Linked DNA regions of Homo sapiens: region 1 is linked to region 2. The links are chromatin loops, found by intact Hi-C in ENCODE. Cell type or tissue: PC-9. All regions are shown on one strand. Links, peaks and the distances in the headings refer to the core of each region. The heading gives the core; the rest is flanking DNA. Region 1 overlaps FNIP2 (folliculin interacting protein 2). Region 2 overlaps SPMIP2 (sperm microtubule inner protein 2).

Region 1 (9,630 bases), core at 582-8,581, 140 kb before region 2:
TGGCTGGGAGGGTTAAATGAGATAAATCAAGTCCGGTGTTTAGCCAAGACATAGGATATGGGCAATAAAATGTGGCCAATGTGAATTATTTACTATTATTATTGCTGTCATTGTCATTACCATTACTGCAACTGTCAGGAGACGGCATCGCCACCATCCTCACTGTCATTATGACAGCTTCTGTGATTGGAAGAGATAGGTCTTGGAAACCATCCTCTTTCAACATTTCTTTTCTGAAAATGTTTTTTTATCCCTTCAGGTTTAAATCCAAAGTTGAAATAATACACCTAAAATAAGTATCTTACATTCAGAAAGGTTGTGAATATGGTCAAGGCTGGCTACCTAGTTTATGGGCCAGTGCAAAATAAAAATGTGGTCCTCTTACCCAAAAAACAAGAAAAGAGTTATTAAAGGGACTAAAAAGAAAAAAAGTTTTTCTTTAAGAATACTTTATATGTAAGATATAATAGAGATGATAGTGATAGATGAATAATAATATAAACTAATAAATTCCAAACATAATATTTTTGATGTCATAATTTTATATTATAATATCATTATGTGATATCTTGTGTTGTAAGCCTTTTCTGCAAATACATTTGTTTAGTCATCAAAGTTTATAGTTTTAGCAACTTGGCTTTCAGTGGATATAATTGAAAGTGATAGTCACTCCTGGCAAATGCAAGGTGGCAAATAATTTTTGATAATTTTTTACTTGGAGAAGGATCTTTCTGCTGATGCAGTCTTACATAGCTTTATGGACTATGACAACATCTGGATAAATTTTTTTTATTATTATTATACTTTAAGTTCTAAGGTACATGTGCACAACGTGCAGGTTTGTTACATATGTATACATGTGCCATGTTGGTGTGCTGCACCCATTAACTTGTCATTTACATTAGGTATATCTCCTAATGCTATCCCTCCCCCATCCCCCTACCCCACGACAGGCGCCGGTGTGTGATGTTCCCCACCCTGTGTCCAAGTGGGGACATTGTTCAGTGCCCACCTATGAGTGAGAACATGCGGTGTTTGGTTTTCTGTCCTTGCGATAGTTTGCTCAGAATGATGGTTATGGATAAATTTTTGATAAACTTTCAAGATGTAAATTTTAGTACATCTGGATCAGATGATTCTTGTTAAACAGTTTTTTAAAAGATTTAATTCTTCACACAAATCCATTTTGAGTAAGTCTGAATTTAATTTTAGATGTAAATTTATACAAGCTTATTTTAATATTTCTTCTGACATTTCCTGTAACTTGTGGAGATCTTACAAGAAACTAAAAATGTTCTCATGAGTTATATATAATTCAAAAAGCCTGTTTATGCATTCTATCACTGTGTCCTCAATTACAAGGAAAAATTAATTTTAAAATGGCCTTCCTCTTTAATAATTTGTTCATCTGAAGCTTCATATGAAAACAGTGTATTTTTTTGTCCAGTATAACAATCTTTACATTCAATTTCTATTTCTATGCCTATGAATATTTACTTTGCAGTGTTGCAGCAGTTTTCAAAAACAGAGACTAAACTCTCTGCAGAATTATAATAACTCCCTGATATTCTTTATTGCAATGTCCCCATGTAGGCTTTTACTTTGTGATAATTTACTGTCCTGGTGCTCAGGTCATAGAGTTAAATATCTGTGCAGACTCTATAGGGACAGGCTCCGGTGACTGATGGGCAAACTGGCCTCCCACCCTGGTTCCTGGAGCTACCAGAGTCCCTCCTCTCTCCTCTCCCCTATCACCCACAACCATGGCTACTGCAGCTTCTGTTGTCACCACAGTCACAGCCATTAGTGTGGGTCCAAGACCTGGCAGTGCCGCTTTAGAGTCTTCTAACACCGTGTCCTGCCCCAGGCTTATGGGTATGTGCCTGACTGCCGGGCCAGTTGCTCGGTGTCTGGGCTGCAAGCCCTGGGTTCTGAGTTCATCCGTGCCCTCCCCATCATAAGGGTCATGGCTCCTGTAACAAATACAGGTTAACAAGAGAGAAACATAACAATTTTATTTAGTCAAAGTTTCACATGACATGGAGCCTTCAGACATGAAGATTGAGGGACCCAAGGAAAACTGTATTTTTATGCTTAAGTTCAACACAGAATGGACTGCCATGTAGAAATGTGATTGGACAAAGAAATATGATCTAATGGTAATAGACTTAAGCAGGAAAACCCAGCAGGACCTGTCTTGTCGGAATTCTTTTTGACCTCTCTGTATGGCATTCCTTCCTCCCAGGTAGAGGGTAAGACCCCTCCGAAATGGGAGGGTCTTATGATCTATTTTCAGGCAAGGTAGGTCAGAGAAATTATTTGTGACCAGCACTTACAAAGGTGGGAGAAAGTTAGAATAGTATTTCTATAATAGGTTTTACAGTTAGCTTTGGGGAAAAAAGAGGCTCATGTTTTTTTGATTTACCTTGGGGAACAGGAATCTTAGTTTCTATGCCTTTGGGGAGAAAGAGGAGTAGGAGAAGGAAGGGCAGAATAAGGTCAGAAAAGCAAGGTCTTGCTTTTGAGCCCCTGTCCTTCAGTTCAAAGTACTCAGCATACCAAAGTGTCATACTTTGGGGTATCCTTTTCTGAGCTTCATTGTCTCATTAGACTTCATCCGAACACATGCTTCATTGTCCCATTAAACTTCACTTACAGCACAAAAGTCCAAAGATAAAATTATTTAAAATTCAAAATGGTAATCACAGAACATTAAATGAAGCCTGGGGCCCTTGTGAGAGGGGGGACGCTGTGCGTGTGGGGTCGCATGCCCATGCAGCCAGCCCTTAATAGAGTACTGCTGAACACCGAGAACATGAGTGTGGCAGACGTTTTGAATTGATTACTGTGCCCGTGAAGATCCCTTTTTTTTTGAGACGGGAATCTCACTCTGTCACCAGGCTGGAGTGCAATGGTGCAATCTCAGCTCACTGCAACCTCTGCTTCCCGGGTTCAAGCGGTTCCCCTGCCTCAGCCTCCTGAGTACCTGGGATTACAGGCGTGTGCCACCATGCCCAGCTAATTTTTGTATTTTTAGTAGAGACGGAGTTTCACCATGTTGGCCAGGATGGTCTCGATCTCTTGACCTCGTGATCCTCCCACCTCGGCCTCCCAAAGTGCTGGGATTACAGGCGTGAGCCACTGCACCCGGCCTAAGATCCCTTCATTTAAAGGATTTGTAGTTGATCTCTCCCTTTTGGCAGATATGTGGTTGGGAAAATTAGTTTTTTATGCTAGAGACAGGAGAATAGTGGGTACCAAACACTATGATTGCTTCTGGCTTTGACAGAAAATTCATGGTAATTAAAAATGTCCTTCCTAAGAGAGTTAAAGGTAGCAGGGATGATAGTCACAGTTTCTGTTTTTTGTTAGAATCGGGCAACACTTTATTCTATAAAATAGAATGAATGTTTTCAGTATTCACAATTCTTAACAGTTGGCTCCACGCTGACCTCAGAGCCCCCTGCTGTGCCAAGTGGTAGGCTTTGATTACTGGATGGGGAATGGGGCTTGGGCATCTAACAGCTAACCTCAAGGATTCCATCACTTACCGAGGCAATTGAAACCCTAAAGAGCAAGGTGTAATGTCCCAGGAAGCCTTTTGATTTGACTTATTAAATTGGACCAACTTTATAAAGTTGCTGATGGGATGTTCTTTGACCTACAAAACATTAATTTCATATAGTCCAATGTAATACATAGGTTCAGTATAAGTTCAAAACTGACATAAATAACAATTAGACTAAGGAGTCCTGATACCAGTGATAGATTATTGAGATGTACTTAAATAGCCATTTTTGCTTTAATTATTTATGATCTTGAAGTACTTACAATGTATATAAATGATTATCGATAAGTGTTAACAAAATTCTATTTGATTTCTTTATTAGGAAAAAAATTGTATGTAGCTGCAGCCTTTCCTTGACTCTCAGGGCTGTCGGTTGATCAGACTGCTTCCAGCTCCTTTCCTCAGTGCTCTGCGTGGCATGATGCATTGACTAGCATGAGCACCAGCAGACAGATTAGGCATGGGGTCAGAATCCCTGGTCATTGCCAGTATCCAAGTCATGAGCCTAGACTAGAAGATAGGAATCCTGGGTTCTAACTCCAGCATTGTTACTAAGAACCTTTCTGTTCCTGAGGAAAGTTGAGGTAGAACTCTGCCTCAGTTTCCACATTTGCAGTACAGCCTGTGTACCTTCTCTGGTGACATGGAGATAAAGTACTGATGAAGTACTGGGACACACACTTAAATTTTTGAAAACATTCTTAAACATCATTTTTTGTAGAATAATTTCTAAATTATAAGTAAGATACTACGTGACCTGATTTATTCCACGTTGCATGGTTGATGCAAGACTACAGAATGAAACTCAGTTGATTTAGAATTCAGTGGAGGGTTATGGTGAAGCAAGTAAGTTCTCCACTCTATTATAGCTATGGAAGTTTTTCAGAAATTTCAGCAGGTGGCACTCTCTCCTACATTAAAACTGATGAGAGCATTGGCTATTGTTTATAGGGTGGAGATGTTGATGAGAAACTGTATTGGGTTCAGTGTTTATTATAATTTGATTATTAAAGGTCAAGCTGGCCTAAAGATGAGTGGACTGATACAGTCATTTTACTTTTGAAAAAGAAGGGAAATGTAAGATGACAGACAAAGTGGAAAGGATTGCAAGCAAGCCTTATTGTAATATAAACTCAGAAGAATTTCCTATACAGAACAGAAATCAACTACTGTAGTGCAAGAAAACAAGGCTTTAGTGCCAGTACCTTGGTAAAGAAGAGAGAACATTGTATGAAATTGTGTGAAGTTCTAAGGAAACCTCAAGAATTTTCTCTGATGATTAGAATCCGGGAATTTCCCAGGGAAAGCAATTGATGGTTTATTGTAATGTGTAGCATTTATAACAGCACCATGTGCCATCAGTAACATCTGGAGTGAAAACCTTTTACTGATTTACCAACCATACCTACATCTCCAGGATCTTGCTTGAAGTTAAGGGAAATAGTAACACATAATGAGGTTAGAATAAGATGTCTATCTCCTTTCCTTTAAAAATAAAATAGCCAGGTGCAGTGGCTCACGGCTGTAATCCCAGCACTTTGGGACACTGAGGTGGAAGGATCACTTGAGCCCAGGAGTTCAAGACCAGCTTGGACAATGTAGGGAGACTCCATCTCTACCAAAAAAAAAAAAAAAAATGTATCCGGGCATGGTGGCATGTGCCTGTAGTCCCAGCTACTTGGGAGGCTTAGGTGGGAGGATCGCTTGAGCCTGGGAAATTGAGGCTGCAGTGAGCCATGATCACACCACTGCACCCCAGCGTGGGTGACAGAGTGAGACCCTGTCCCCCCAAAATTAATTAATTAATTTAATAGCTTTCCTGACCATAACACTTTTGGCATATGTATGTTTAATAATAAAATCTAGGTTTATTTGAAATCATACAAGCTATGAGTAGAGCCCTAAGTAAATAAGTTGAAGACCAGGGGGCAGAAGGCTAATTCTCATATTCTGCCCAGCATGAGTAATTGTTATGTTGTAATTTATAGTAAAGAAAATGGAGGAAGCAGTTCCTTTCTATATTTGGCAGAGATAGGAGACTAGATGATGGAGTTAGAAAGAGAAAATGTATCGCCAGTCTAGGGCTCTCATTTGCAATGTTAGGTCCTTTGTGTTGGTGTTTTTGTAGGAAAAAACTATTTTATTTGTACTCTTGCTGTTAGTAGCTATTTGGTAGCTACACTGGCTTTTCACAGTAGTTAAGTAAGAGACATGGTTAGGCCATTTTTGTGAGGCTTACCCCACAAGACAAATTAAATATATATTTAGAAGTTTTGGGCTTCGTGGCTGTCATCATAGAAGCCGAGTCTCTCAAAAGAATCAGGTTTTTTGAAAATTTTACTGTAGCAGAAGAGAGGTAAGTGTTTCTGCTTGGAGGATTTTCAGAGAGCTTAATCATATGGCTTAATCTGAGCATTTAGAAGAGTTACTTGATCTAGTAGTTTTAATAGCCCTGGGAAAGTAATCCTGGAAGTACCAGTACATGTTCAAATGTTTACTCTTGTTCAATAGAATACCACGTAGTATCATTCCTCTTTTGATGTCTTATCTATTGGTATCTGACTATGTTTTGGATAAACAGATATTTCACATTCCTTCCTAAATATCATCAATTTGACATAAAACGATTCAAAGGAAAAGGACAAGAGTAACAACGGGAAATTTAAATTACTTGTAGCTTTCATTTGAGCTTCTTTCCATGTTAGGATAATACCGTGTGGCAGGCAAGCTGATGTTCTCATCTTCATGCCAGGGAATTATAGAAAAGAATGAACTAAAGGCAGAGATACTCTTAGTTATGACTGAATGTTCTGGGTGTCATCCCCAGTCATTACAGTTGACCTTCAGTGTGACTCACTGATGCATGGCAACTTTTCAAACTTATATTTCCCTCCAGGTCAACTGATGAGACATTCAGCTTGGCTGAAGAAACCTGTAGCTCTAATCCAGCTATGGTTAGGAGGAAGAAAATTGCCATAAGCATCATCTTTTCCCTATGTGAGAAAGAAGAAGCACAAAGGAATTTCCAGGACTTCTTCTTTTCTCATTTTCCCCTGTTTGAATCTCACATGAACAGGCTGAAGAGTGCAATTGAAAAGGTAATAAGGATGTAATCCAAAGTCAAATAGAGAAGTGATTGTGGGGCTTTGAAGATGGCAGAATTTCTTTGCCGATGTATCAGATGTCTTTCCTAAGGAAGTTAAATCACCTGTAGCAGTGATAAATTTTAGGCATGTTGATGTTAGTTACCAGATACTGGGTTACCTTAGGGAAGGAAATGACTGCTTTTTCGTGACTGAAGGCATTATTACCTTGAGTGTTGTTAATTGATTACATAATTTTTTTTATTAATACAGCCCAGTAGATAAGTTATAAAATTTCTTCTCAGTAATTTGACTTGCTTTCTCTTCAATAAAGGCTATGATCTCCTGTAGGAAAATAGCAGAATCAAGTCTCCGAGTCCAGTTTTATGTCAGCCGTTTGATGGAAGCTCTGGGAGAATTCAGGTAAAGTGGCAAAGTTTGGCAAATCCAACAGGAGATGTTTATGAGCAGCCATGGATAAAGATAAACTGTGACTTGGAAGAATTGGGGGCCTGGCAGTTATTCCTCACTTTTGTGGTTCCGCCCTTCAAGATGGAAACAGAACAAATGAAGCAAAAAATTTAAATAATTTACCGCTGAGTAATCCTCACTATTGCTCAACCGACAGTCCCTGATAGGATTGTTTTTAACAGGATGAATGGGGAAAACTAATGTTCAGGTATCTCTCACCAGTCTATTCATTATCTTATGTCAGCCTCACAAAAGCCCTAAGCACTACTAACCCCATTTTACAGATGTGGAAACTTGAGTTCAGGGATGCTTATTCAAAGCACAGATGGAGAGGTTATGCATGTCGGGAAGACATACATTCCAGTTTGCCAGGACAGTCCTAGTTTACACCAAGTGTCCTCTGGAAACTGGTGTCTAGAGTCCTTGCTCCTAGTATCTGTGTGGAAAGGTAAATTGTGTTGGGTAGCAGGTGGGATCCTCTCTGATCATGCTGAGTTGGGATTGTTGCACCATTTAGAGCCACTTTCTTGATAGGGAATGGAATCCCACTCCAAAGCAGTCATGAGCGAATGAGTCAAACTGTTATTCCATAGAGGAAGGATAAAAAAAAAATTTATAATCCTTTGAATGTTAGAACACTTTTATGATGCTTAAAGTATATGCTGATGAACTCAGTAATGCTACCTGGAGCAAAATCGCAAGCCTTTTTTTTACTGTGGATTATGTGTTAAAGTACTCAAGTAACATGTTACTTATTATCTGGTGATTGCTAAGACTTAAGTCATATATTTGAGAATGACATAAAGTTGTGCTCTTTGATGGCAGTCTGATGATTAGTAAACCTTCCATAGTTTTTGGGAAAGCACTGGAGATTTGCCTGTTGCTCTGCTGTGGTCAGACTGGACGCTCACTGGCTTGCGCTTGAGAATCTGGGTCCCACTTTTTTTTTTTTTTTTTTTTTTAGACTGAGTCTCGCTCTGTCACCAGGATGGAGTGCAGTGGTGCGATCTCGGCTCGCTGCAACCTTCACCTCCTGGGTTCAAGCGATTCTCCTGCCTCAGCCTCCCGAGTAGCTGGGTTTACAGGCGCGCGCCACCATGCCCAGCTAATTTTTGTATTTTTAGTAGAGACGGGGTTTCACCATATTGGCCAGAATGTTCTCTATCTCTTGACCTTGTAATCCACCACCTTGGCCTCCCAAAGTGCTGGGATTACAGGTATGAGCCACCACGCCCGGCTGAGAATCTGGGTCCTACTTTAATGAGGTGTCTATTTTTCAAAGGTCAAGAAGCTGAAAGTGAGGCTTTCTAGTTCTGTACTTTCAGTTTCTGTAGAGTCTCTGTAGTAGCAACTGAACTTAGCCGTTGTCCCACAGAAGCAGCCATAGACAATAAATAAGTAAATAAATGAGCACGGCTGTGACCCAGTAAAACTTTTTATTTACAAAAAAAGGTGGCAGTCAGATTTGGCCCGTGGGCCATAGTGTGCAACCCCTGTTATGTGTGGAGCTTGAATCTTTTAAGGACTACATAGATTCAAGTTGTTTTCTCCTTTATTCTTTTACACCAAGATTATCCAAAATAGTATTTCTGACACTTTTGTGTTTCCCTCTCTTTCTGTTCTATAGAGGAACTATCTGGAACTTATATTCTGTTCCAAGGATAGCTGAACCTGTATGGCTTACTATGATGTCCGGCACTTTGGAAAAAAACCAGCTCTGCCAGCGCTTTCTCAAGGAGTTTACACTTCTGATAGAACAGATAAATAAAAACCAGTAAGCTTCAACTCTCTGGAGACTTGTATGCAAATCTCATGGCCAATGTGTGTACTGCATAGGATGTGCCTCTTTCTGTATTGACTAAGTTGGTTGTATCTTTTTCCATTTCTCCAAGGTTTTTTGCTGCCTTACTGACTGCGGTGTTAACCTACCACCTGGCCTGGGTCCCAACTGTCATGCCTGTGGATCACCCTCCCATCAAAGCCTTCTCAGAGAAACGTACCTCCCAGTCAGTGAACATGCTGGCCAAAACACATCCGTATAATCCTCTTTGGGCACAGCTGGGTTAGTACCTAATTTGACTATTCAGAGAATATATGGGATGGAATAGGAAAAAAATGCTAGAATTTGTAGTTTATACCGGCTCTCTCACCCAGTAATTCATAGGTTGTCTTTGGGCAGATGAGGAATAGGAAGTTGGTCCCTGGATTCTAATTGTAGACCCACGACCTTCCTCTCTTTTTTCCCCTACTGGCAGCTTTGTGCTACACTCTTAAAGCAGTATAAGCCAACTGTGTTCTCCCATTCCACAGTGGCTGTTCACCCTAGAGCAGGATTTCTTAACCTCAGCACTGTTGACCAGGTAATTCTTTGTTGGTTGAGTTGTTGTGGGGTGTGGGAAGAGCTCTCTTACGCATTAATGGATATTGAGTGGCATCCTTGGCCTCCATTTACTAGATGCCAGTAGAACTGCCCCTCCCACCTCCCGCCCCAAGTTGTAACAATCAAAA
Region 2 (9,630 bases), core at 1,128-9,127:
CTGGCTACATTTGCCTTGCAGATATTCACAGCATATGAAAGTATATTAAGAGTTCTGATAAGACTTATGGTAAATAAACTATTTACAATTACATAGCTCAGTGTTCCTCAAAATGATTTAAACATAGATGGTTTTTCCCTACTGGGTCACTTATATGCATCCTACTGTAAATGTGAGAGTAGATATTTATCTGTCATTAGTTCCTAAGTTGTTCTGTGGACTGCAGTAAGCTTTTGAAAAAAGCCATTACTTGCCAGCTGTCTTGGTTTGTGCTGCTATAACAAAATACCCGAGACTAAGTAACTTGTAAAGAACAGAAATTTGTTTTCATACAGTTATGAAGGCTGGGAGTCCAAGATCAAGGTGCTGGCAGGTTGTGTGATGAAGGCCGCTCTCTGCTTCTAAGATGGTGCCTTGTTGCTGCATCTTCTGGAGGGGAGGAACACCAGGTCCCAACAGGGCAGCAGGTGGAAGGACAAGCAAGCTGGAGGTGCTGTGAAGCCTTCTTTATAAAGGCTTTAATCTCATTCATGAGGGAGGAGCCCTCATGGCCTAATCATCTCTTAAAGGCCCCGCCTCTTACTCCTAGCACATTGGCCGTTAAATTTCAACACCTGAATTTGGGGAGGTGGGCACACTTAAACCATAGCACAAGCTGAGTCAAAAGCTCTTAGTTTTAGAAGGTGTGATGAAAAGTGCACATGCTTTGCAACCCAAGTATGTGTGTTTCTGTGTGTGTGTGTGTCCAGTCAGTCCAACAAACTTCATCTTCTGCCAACACTTGAAAAAAGGGCTGGGCATGGTGTGTCAGGCACCATGGAAGGCTAAGAAGGGAGGATCACTGGAGTGTAGGAGTCTGAGACCAGCCTCGGCAACATAGTAAGACCCTGTCTCTACAAAAAAAAAATTTTTTTAATTAGCCAGCCGCCCATGGCATGCCCGGGTAGTCCCAGCTCCTCAGGAGGCTGAGGCAGGAGGCTCATTTGAGCCCAGAAGTTTGAGGTAGCAGTGAGCTATGATCATGCCACTGCACTCCAGCCTGGGCAACAGAGTGAGATCCTGTCTCTAAAAAAAAGAAGAAAAAAAAGAAAAAAAAGAACCCAACTACAATGTGTGTTAATAGAGAAAGGGAAAATTCCATCCCTGAAGCAAATGTGTCTTTCTGACCTCTTCTGTGCAGTTTTTTTTTAAATTTCTATTTTCATGCTATTACTGGGATTCTCTGCAGTTTCATTGTCTCATTTAGTTCGTTCATTTATTCTTTCACTGATTTATTCATTTATTCAACACGTACTTATGAACAGCTACTACATGTCAGGCACTCTTCTGAGTGCTTGGAATATAGCAGTGAAAAAAACAAAGGCCGCTGCCTTTATGAAACTGGCATTCTTTGAGAGGCAGGTGCTAGAAATAAACAATTCTTCATCATCTGGATTATCACCACAGCCTCCTTAACTAGTCTTGGCTCTAGTTTCTCTCCTTTCTAATCCATCTTCTACACAGCTGCCAAGAGTGATTTAAAACTCAGACAACATTAAACACTTCCTTTCCTTAAAAACATGAAATAACATGAAATAATTTTCTCCAGCACTTGGGAATTTGTGTCCATTCAGATTTCTCAGGATTGAAGAATAATGTCTTCCTAATCTGACCATAATACCTTCCTTAACCTTTTCTCATTGTTAAACCGAACACTATGAGGCTTATTGTAAATGCTTCCTTCTATGGAGAACCTATCTAATCCCTTCAAGTCAAAATTAAACACTCAGCACGATGTAGATGGTAGCTTCATTGAATTTCACTTCTTCTTTTCTATATCAAATTTACTGGATCTTCCTCATTTGTAAGCTCTTGGAGAAGAGTTGTATCTTATTTATCTCTGTTAATTCTTAATGGCCAGCACTGTGCTTTGAATGTGGGAGATCCACAGAAGAAATGGATGTTGAATAAGTAAGTGAATTGTTGATTGAATACATGAATTAAAGAGTTCCATTAAAAGACTGAAGATATATAAAGTCATATTGGGTGAGAGGCAAGCACTTCTTTAAATTTCCAACTAGCAACTTAATTTCCAGAACTGCCTTAAAACCCTCCTATTCTGGAATTTATGTTAAGATACTTAAGTGTAAGGTCAGAGGAAGAATTGCTTTTCACTACATTTATTTTTAATACTTAGAGGTAGAAGGATGAGAGCTCACAGTTACATTATTTCATTTTATAATATTGCCTCATGAGGTCAATCCTCTATTTCAGTGACCAGATGGAAACCCACCAAATAAATAAATCAAAAGGAATCAAGTAGACCTTGGAAATGAGTGTTTCAATAGGTATATTTGATAATCTGTTGACACTAGAGTCATAATTTGCCCCTTGAAGATGTGCAGTGCAGAACAGCTGGGCTTGTCAGGGGAATCAAGCCAAGGTAAAGGTCAGAGAGCGATGGTGGGATTCGAACCTATGAAATGAACTCTAATGGGCACGTCTGACATGTGCACATAGGGGGAAGAAAAAAGGAGATACTGCTAGAGATTAATTACTACAACTGCTAATGTGAATAAGGCTCTCCAATTCTGACATTTACCACAGAATGAACTCATGGCCCGGAAAATTTTTAAATGCTGCATTTCAATTCAGTTGGTACAATTATGCAATGGGCCTAACCACTGAAAGAACTGAAAGGCTAGGTTTGTCAAATTTCTGAATGAGCCAAATAAACAGCAGGCTAAAGCATCCTTGCTACATACCTTAGTTCTATTCTTAAATGATAAACTTTCTCATTTTTTTCATTTTTCTTTTTAATAAAGACAAAGTCTTGCTGTGTTGCCCAGACTGATCTTGAATTCCTGGCCCCAAGTGATCCTCCTACTCTGGACACCCAAAGTGCTGGGATTACAGGCATGAGTCCCGTGCCTGGACTTTGTTATTATTCTTTTTGTTTTTTTGTAGTCAAACTTTCCTGTGGACAACCTGAAAGCAGGGGCAGTGGTTACTAATTAAACTGCTTCCAATAATAAACTCGTGGGATTATTGTGTCAACTAGGTAACTGATATAATTATGCCTCAAATTATAAATTGGAATTCAGTCACAAAGAATTAGAGAATTCACCTGACACTTATGCACAGCTTAACTGATGGCTTAAATAATATATTTGGCACCTTACCACATGCCCAATACTGGCTCAGTGTGAACAAAGGTCATTATGACATGGCCTCTGTTTTTCTGGCCTCCCATACAATCTAAAGACCATGCTCACCTCCTTTAGAAAATATTTTCTGAGCTGGACATGGTGGCTCAGGCCTGTAATTCCAGCACTTTGGGAGGCCGAGGCAGGTGGATCACAAGGTCAACAGATCAAGACCATCCTGGCCAACATAGTGAAACCCTGTCTCTACTAAAAATACAAAAATTAGCTGGGCGTGGTGGCGTGTGCCTGTAGTCCCAGCTACTCAGGAGGCTGAGGCAGGAGAATCGCTTGAACCCGGGAGACGGAGGTTGCAGTGAGCTGAGATTGCACCACCGCACTCCAGCCTGGCAACAGAGTGAGACTCCATCTCAAAAAAAAAAAAAAAAAAAAAAAGAGAAAACATTTTCTGTTCTTCATGGCAGACATTATTATTCACTGAAACTTTAAAGTACAATTTGATCTGTTTCATTTGTGTGCTGAGGTTTCCTAGCCGTTTCGTGACTATGTGTCTTGTCTCTTTGCTTGACAGTTAACCCGTTTTTCGTCCCTATTAGAGACTCGCACGACGTCTCGTTTGCTTTGGAACCTCTTTAGCATTCTGGACAGTGCAATGCACCAAGCAAATGCATAGTAATATTTGCTGAAAGAAGACTGCTTGCTCATTAAATTTGCTGATGTAATCAAAAATATAAAATTCTGTAGTTTTCCTGTCAAGTAGAGAAAGAAGGCAGAATCAAAAATTTTGTAAACATCCTTGGACTTTTAGTTGAAAAGTAAAACTGACCCATCTTGACAAAATTTTGCAACCAGGTGAATCCACATATTCATCTCTCCTGAAAGGAAAATCTAAGTAGATAACAAATAAATTACATTTTCTTTATTTTGGCTTGCAATTTTCCTAGCATAAATGTGCATGGTATAGTCAGTTTTATTATAAGAAATGCTCACCATTCACATAGATAGTCTCTAGATATTTCATGAAAAAAATTAGTAAGATTTGTGTATATAGAACTAATAAAAATCCATTTGAGTGCTGCAAGTAATAGGAAATCCATTGCAAAATTGATTAAACAATTAAGGAAAATTATGTCCCATAATAAGATCTTCTGAGGCAGGAGGAATCCAGGGTTGCTTTCTTCAGTAGCTCAATGATGTCTTCGGAATCACAGGCTTTTCCATCTGTGTGCACTGCATCCTCTCCTTACCCCTGGCCAGTTCCCCTTGAGGTCCCAAGGAGGCTGTCACGGTTTCAGTTATCATAGGCAGATACAATGATGTTCAAGAGGGTGTGTGTATGTTTAATCAGCAGGGAAGCCCTTCCTAGAAAACCTCAGATAAATTCCTCTCTCATTTTATTCACCAGGATTGAGTCATTCGTCTCTTCCTAAAACCAAGAGCTGGCAAGGGAACTGGAATTTCGATGACTGGCTTGGATGATTCAGAATTTAATCCTGAGTCATGTGAGGTCAGGGTAGACACCCAAATAAAATGGAAGCTCTCTGGAAAGGGAGAAGAGTGTGCTGGCCTCTGGGTAGTCAGCTACAAAGCAAAAAGGAAAACATTCCTCAGAGAAAACACACACACACAAACACACAGCTACAATGCAACTTTTTACTGCTGCTGTGCAATTTACTTTTAAGACCACATGAAATTATTTGAAGTTACTTCTTTTCTCCTCTTTGGTCTCTGTTGCTAGCTAAATCATAATTAGTTTGGTGTTCGTACTATCATACTTGTGAATATGGCTTTTTTTTTTTTTTTTGAGATGAAGCTTCGCTCTTGTTGCCCAGGCTGGAGTACAATGGCACAATCTTAGCTCACTGCAACCTCTGCCTCCTGGGTTCCAGCGATTCTCCTGCCTCAGCCTCTGAAGTAGCTGGGATTACAGGCATGCGCCACCACACCCAGCTAATTTTGTAATTTTAATAGAGACAGGGTTTCACTGTGTTGGTCAGGCTGGTCTCAAACTCCTGACCTCAGGTGATCTGCCCACCTCAAAAGTGGTGGGATTACAGGTGTAAGCCACCGGACCCAGCCAAGGATATGGGTTTATACTAAAGCAATGCAAAGAAATGAAGGCAAGCCAGGGGCTCATTCAGAAACTATCCTCACAAAAGGCAAGGGAGAGGGCAATTATTGGTATTCCTCCATATTCAAGCTCTTTAGTTGTTGTTGTTATTGTTTAGAGACAGGGTCTCACTCTGTTGCCCTGGCTGGAGTGCAGTGGCACAATCCTGACTCACTGCAGCCTTGAACTCCTGGGCCCAAATAATTCCCCCACCTCAGCCTCCTAAGTAGCTGTGATTACACGCATGGGCCTCCACACTCGGCTAATTTTTAAAATTTTTTTGGTAGATATGAGGGTCTTACTATGTTGCCCAGGCTGGTGTCAAACCCCTGGCCTCAAGTGATCCTCCCACATCGGCCTCCCAAAGTGCTGGGATTACTGACATGAGCCACTGTGCCTGGCCTCCATAATCAAACTCTTTGATCTAGAGCAGAGGTCAGCACATTTTTTTTTAAAGGTCAGATAGTAAATGTTTTAGGCTTGCAGGTCATACATACAATCTCTATCACAACTCCTCAACCCTGTCACTGCAGTGGACAATACGTAAACCAGTAAGTGTGGCTGTGTTCTAATAAAACAGAATTTATGGGCACTGAAATTAGAATTTTATATAGTTTTTATGGGTTGGTAAATATTTTTCTTTTAACTTTTTTCAACCACTTACAAAGTGAAAGCCCACTTTTAGCTGTATAAAAAAAGGTGGCAAGCCAGATTTGGCACATGAGCCATGGTTTACTAAATCCTGTTCTACAGCAGTTTTCATATTTGTCTTTTATCTTACATCTCCTTCTTGCATATTTTAGATATGAATGAAGCTTCTCTATTTATTAGACTTAATTAATTGATTACATAACTGCAAAAATAAGTATTTCATTTAAGTGGACTATTTTGTAGATTCATAAAAGAACGTACTTTTTATTTGTACAATAACAGGTCCCAGTGGAGAGTCTTGCTTGACTCTACATTGCCAGTGTCAATTTGGCCCCATATCATTTCTGCCTTTGTGTTAATTGGTTTTCTTATTATTAGAGTTGTATAAATGACCAGTGAGAAGATGTGAATATAAAACAGATTTGCCAGCACAATAAAAAATAGAAAAGTGGGGAAGACACTAAATTATACAGATAGATTGGAAATAACATTAGGTAAGAATCGCGCCGGTTTTACCCACACTGGAAAGAGCTGAGAGGTATGCATAGCTCTTTTATTGCTCTGAGTAATGATGGTAATTATGATGTAATCCACAGAGCACAACCGACACTGGACTGGGTGGAAATAGTGCTCTCAATCCTCCACTCTATAACAATATGGCTTGTAAAACGTATGTACCATTGAGGCCAGGCGTGGTGGCTCATGACTACTTTGGAAGGCCAAGACAGGAGGATCACTTGAGTCCAGGAGTTCAAGACCAGCCTGAGAAACATAGTGAGCCCCTGTCTCTACAAAAAAAATTTTTTTTAATTAACTGGGCATGGTGGCACACACCTGTGGTCCCAGCTACTTGAGAGGTTGAGGCTGGAGGATTGCTTGAGCCCAGGAGGTCAGGAGGTTGAGGCTGCAGTGAGCCAAGATCGTGCCACTGCACTCTAGCTGGGAGACAGAGTGAGACCCTGCCTCAAAAAAAAAAACAACAAAAAAAAACCCAAAAAAACCCATTGACTTAATAGTAGTTTTGCTTCAAAAAGAGAAAAGAAATTTACCACTTTAAATGTAGGCATTGATAGCAAAGAGTATCACAATTATAGACAAGTTAAATGTAATTTATGAAAATGACACTTTTAGCCTGGATGAAATGTGGCAATTCCCTAGATAAACAGTACATTAGGAAGGGCTTGTCTATTTCTAGATGGCAGTAAGTGACTTCAATTTAGGCCAGGGTAATTTAGACCAGTAAGTGGTATTTCTCAACCTTGTAAATATATAATAAAGGGAAAATAGCTCAAAGTATGCTGTAAGAAAAACATGTAAACCTGCTATCTGGATTATTGAGAAATATTTAATGGTGTAAAGCAAGTAAGCTGTAATCAACAGAATCTTTACATTTTTTGGTATCTCTTTGTAAAACCTTTGCCCTTCTCTACTTAAGACACCCAGGGAACTGGCTGTGCTTCCTGATCATTAAGAAGACTGAAATAAAGTGACTCCTTATTCATTCCAGAAATGGATTTCACTATGCTGCAGCACTTAGCTTGTAAAATGGATTTATAAACAGGTGAAATATTAGGTGGGTAAAGCCACATGACAGTAAAGATTTACAAATTAAATTTCTTTATCTGAATATTCTTACTTTAAGGATTTATTTTCCCATCTCTGTAAATAAACATTTTTTTTTAAGAACCTACTTGGTATAATAGAAAGAGCACTTGAACAGGGAAAAATGGCAATTAAGATTTTGGTTTTGACCTTGCTGCCACTGGCATAGAGAACTTGGGAAAGTCATTTCATCTTCCTTGGTTAACTTCAATTTCTTTCTTTTTTTTTTAAACCAGCTTTATTGAGATGTAATTGACATACAATAAATTGCACATATTTGAAGCATACATCTGTACATTTTTACATATATGTACACACATGAACAGGGTTGTCAGATTTAAAGTACAGAATGCCCAGTTAAATTCGGATTTCAGATAAACAATGAAACATTTTTAGTATAAGTATGTCCCAAACATTTGCATGGTACATATTCATACTAAAAAAATTTATTCATCTGAAATTCAAATTTAACTGGCCACTCTATGTTTTTATTTGCGAAATCAAACAGCTCTATCCATGGATTCTCACTGTAGTTAAGATCAAGAACTTATCTGTCATTTTTCCCATACCCAGGCAATCACTTTTCTGCTTTCTGTTACTATAGATTAGTTTGCGGTTCCCAGAATTTGATCTAAATGGCATCGAATCATACAGTATGCACTCTCTTTTGTCTGGCTTCTTCTTCTTCTTTTTTTTTTTTTTTTTTGAGAGGGAGTCTTGCTCTGTTGCCCAGGCTGGAGTGCACTGGTGCAATCTCCGCTCACTGCAACCTCTGCCTCCTGGATTCAAGTATTCTCCTGCCTCAGCCTCCCTAGTATCTGAGATTACAGGCACACGCCACCACGCCCGGCTAGTTTTTGTATTTTTAGTAGAGATGGGGCCTCACCATATTGGCCAAGCTGGTCTCAAACTCCTGACCTCAAGTGATCCACCCAACCCAAAGTGCTGGGATTACAGGTGTGAGCCACCGGTGCCTGGCTTGTCTGGCTCCCTACACTAAGCATAATTATTTTGAGATCATCCAAATTGTAACATGTAGCAATAGTTTATTCCTTTTTATTGCTGAGTAATATTCTATTGTACAGATATGTAACATTTACCTATTGATGGACTTTGGGGTTCTTTTCAATTTGGGGCTGTATAAAGCTGCTATGAACATTTGTGTATTAATCTTTTTATGGACATTTGTTTTCATTTATCTTGGGTAAATAACTAGAAGTGGAATGGCTGGATCATATGGTAGATGTATTAATTTGTAAAGGAACTTCCAAATTGCTTCAACAGTAGTTGTGTCATTTTTGCATTCCCACTAGCAGTATATGAGAGTTCTATTTTCTCCACATCTTTGCCAACACTTGGTCTTCTTAATTGGTGCATTCTAATAGGTATGTAGTGATACCTCATTGCAGTTTTAATTTGCAATCTCTAATGACTAATCATGTAGAGGACCTTTTGCTTATTTGCTATCCATATATTTTCTTTAGTAAAGTGTTCAAATCTTTTGCCCATTTCTTAATTGCCTCGTCTTCTTATTGAGAGAGTTGAGCTTTTTAAAAAACTTTTATTTTAGGTTTGGGGGTACATGTGCAAGTTTGTTATATAGGTAAACTCATGTCATGGGGGTTTGTTGTACAGATTGTCACCCAGGTACTAAGCCTAGTACCCAATAGTTACTTTTTCTGCTCCTCTCCCTCCTCCCATCCTCTACCCTCAAGTAGGCTATTGTTCTCTTCTTTGTGTCTGTGAGTTCTCATCATTTAGCTCCCACTTATAAGTGAGAACATGCAGTATTTGGTTTTCTATTCCTGCATTAGTTTGCTAAGGCTAATGGCCTCCAGTTCTATCCATGTTCCCACAAAAGACAGGATCTCACTCTTTCTTATGGCTGCATAGTATTCCATGTCGTATATGTACCATGTTTTCTTTATTCAATCTATCATTAATGGGCATTTAGTTTGATTCAATGTCTTTGCTATTGTGAGTAGTGCTGCAATGAACATTTGTGTGCACGTGTCTTTATGATACACTAATTTACATTCCACTGGTTTTATACCCAGTAATGGGATTGCTGCATTAAATGGCAGTTCTGTTTTTAGCTCTTTGAGGAAGCGCCACCCTGCTTTC

The links. Hi-C counts contacts between places; a loop is a spot of excess contacts. Peaks named below come from ENCODE experiments on the same cell type or tissue, not always from the same donor. Only the 100,000 strongest peaks of a DNase experiment are listed, where the experiment ranks them.
Region 1: it touches region 2 in a loop (4-fold over the local background); 2 of 110 quality-filtered maps call a loop at or near these places.

The regions. Positions count from the first base shown.
Region 1 is chr4:158,852,593-158,862,222 of GRCh38, forward strand. It overlaps FNIP2 (folliculin interacting protein 2), which reads left to right. Exons shown (of 17, transcript NM_020840.3): 9 at 6,465-6,666; 10 at 6,986-7,074; 11 at 8,750-8,896; 12 at 9,015-9,184. Among named protein-coding and RNA genes, the nearest start is that of FNIP2, 88 kb to the left of the region's middle. In PC-9, for the core only: a CTCF peak has its summit at 4,480 (motif pointing right); a DNase peak (open chromatin) is centred at 4,429.
Region 2 is chr4:158,992,301-159,001,930 of GRCh38, forward strand. All of the region lies in intron 1 of SPMIP2 (sperm microtubule inner protein 2), which reads right to left. Among named protein-coding and RNA genes, the nearest start is that of SPMIP2, 38 kb to the right of the region's middle. RefSeq lists an enhancer at 3,959-5,158. In PC-9, for the core only: no CTCF peak of the experiment used is centred there; a DNase peak (open chromatin) is centred at 4,591; H3K27ac peaks cover 1,865 bases.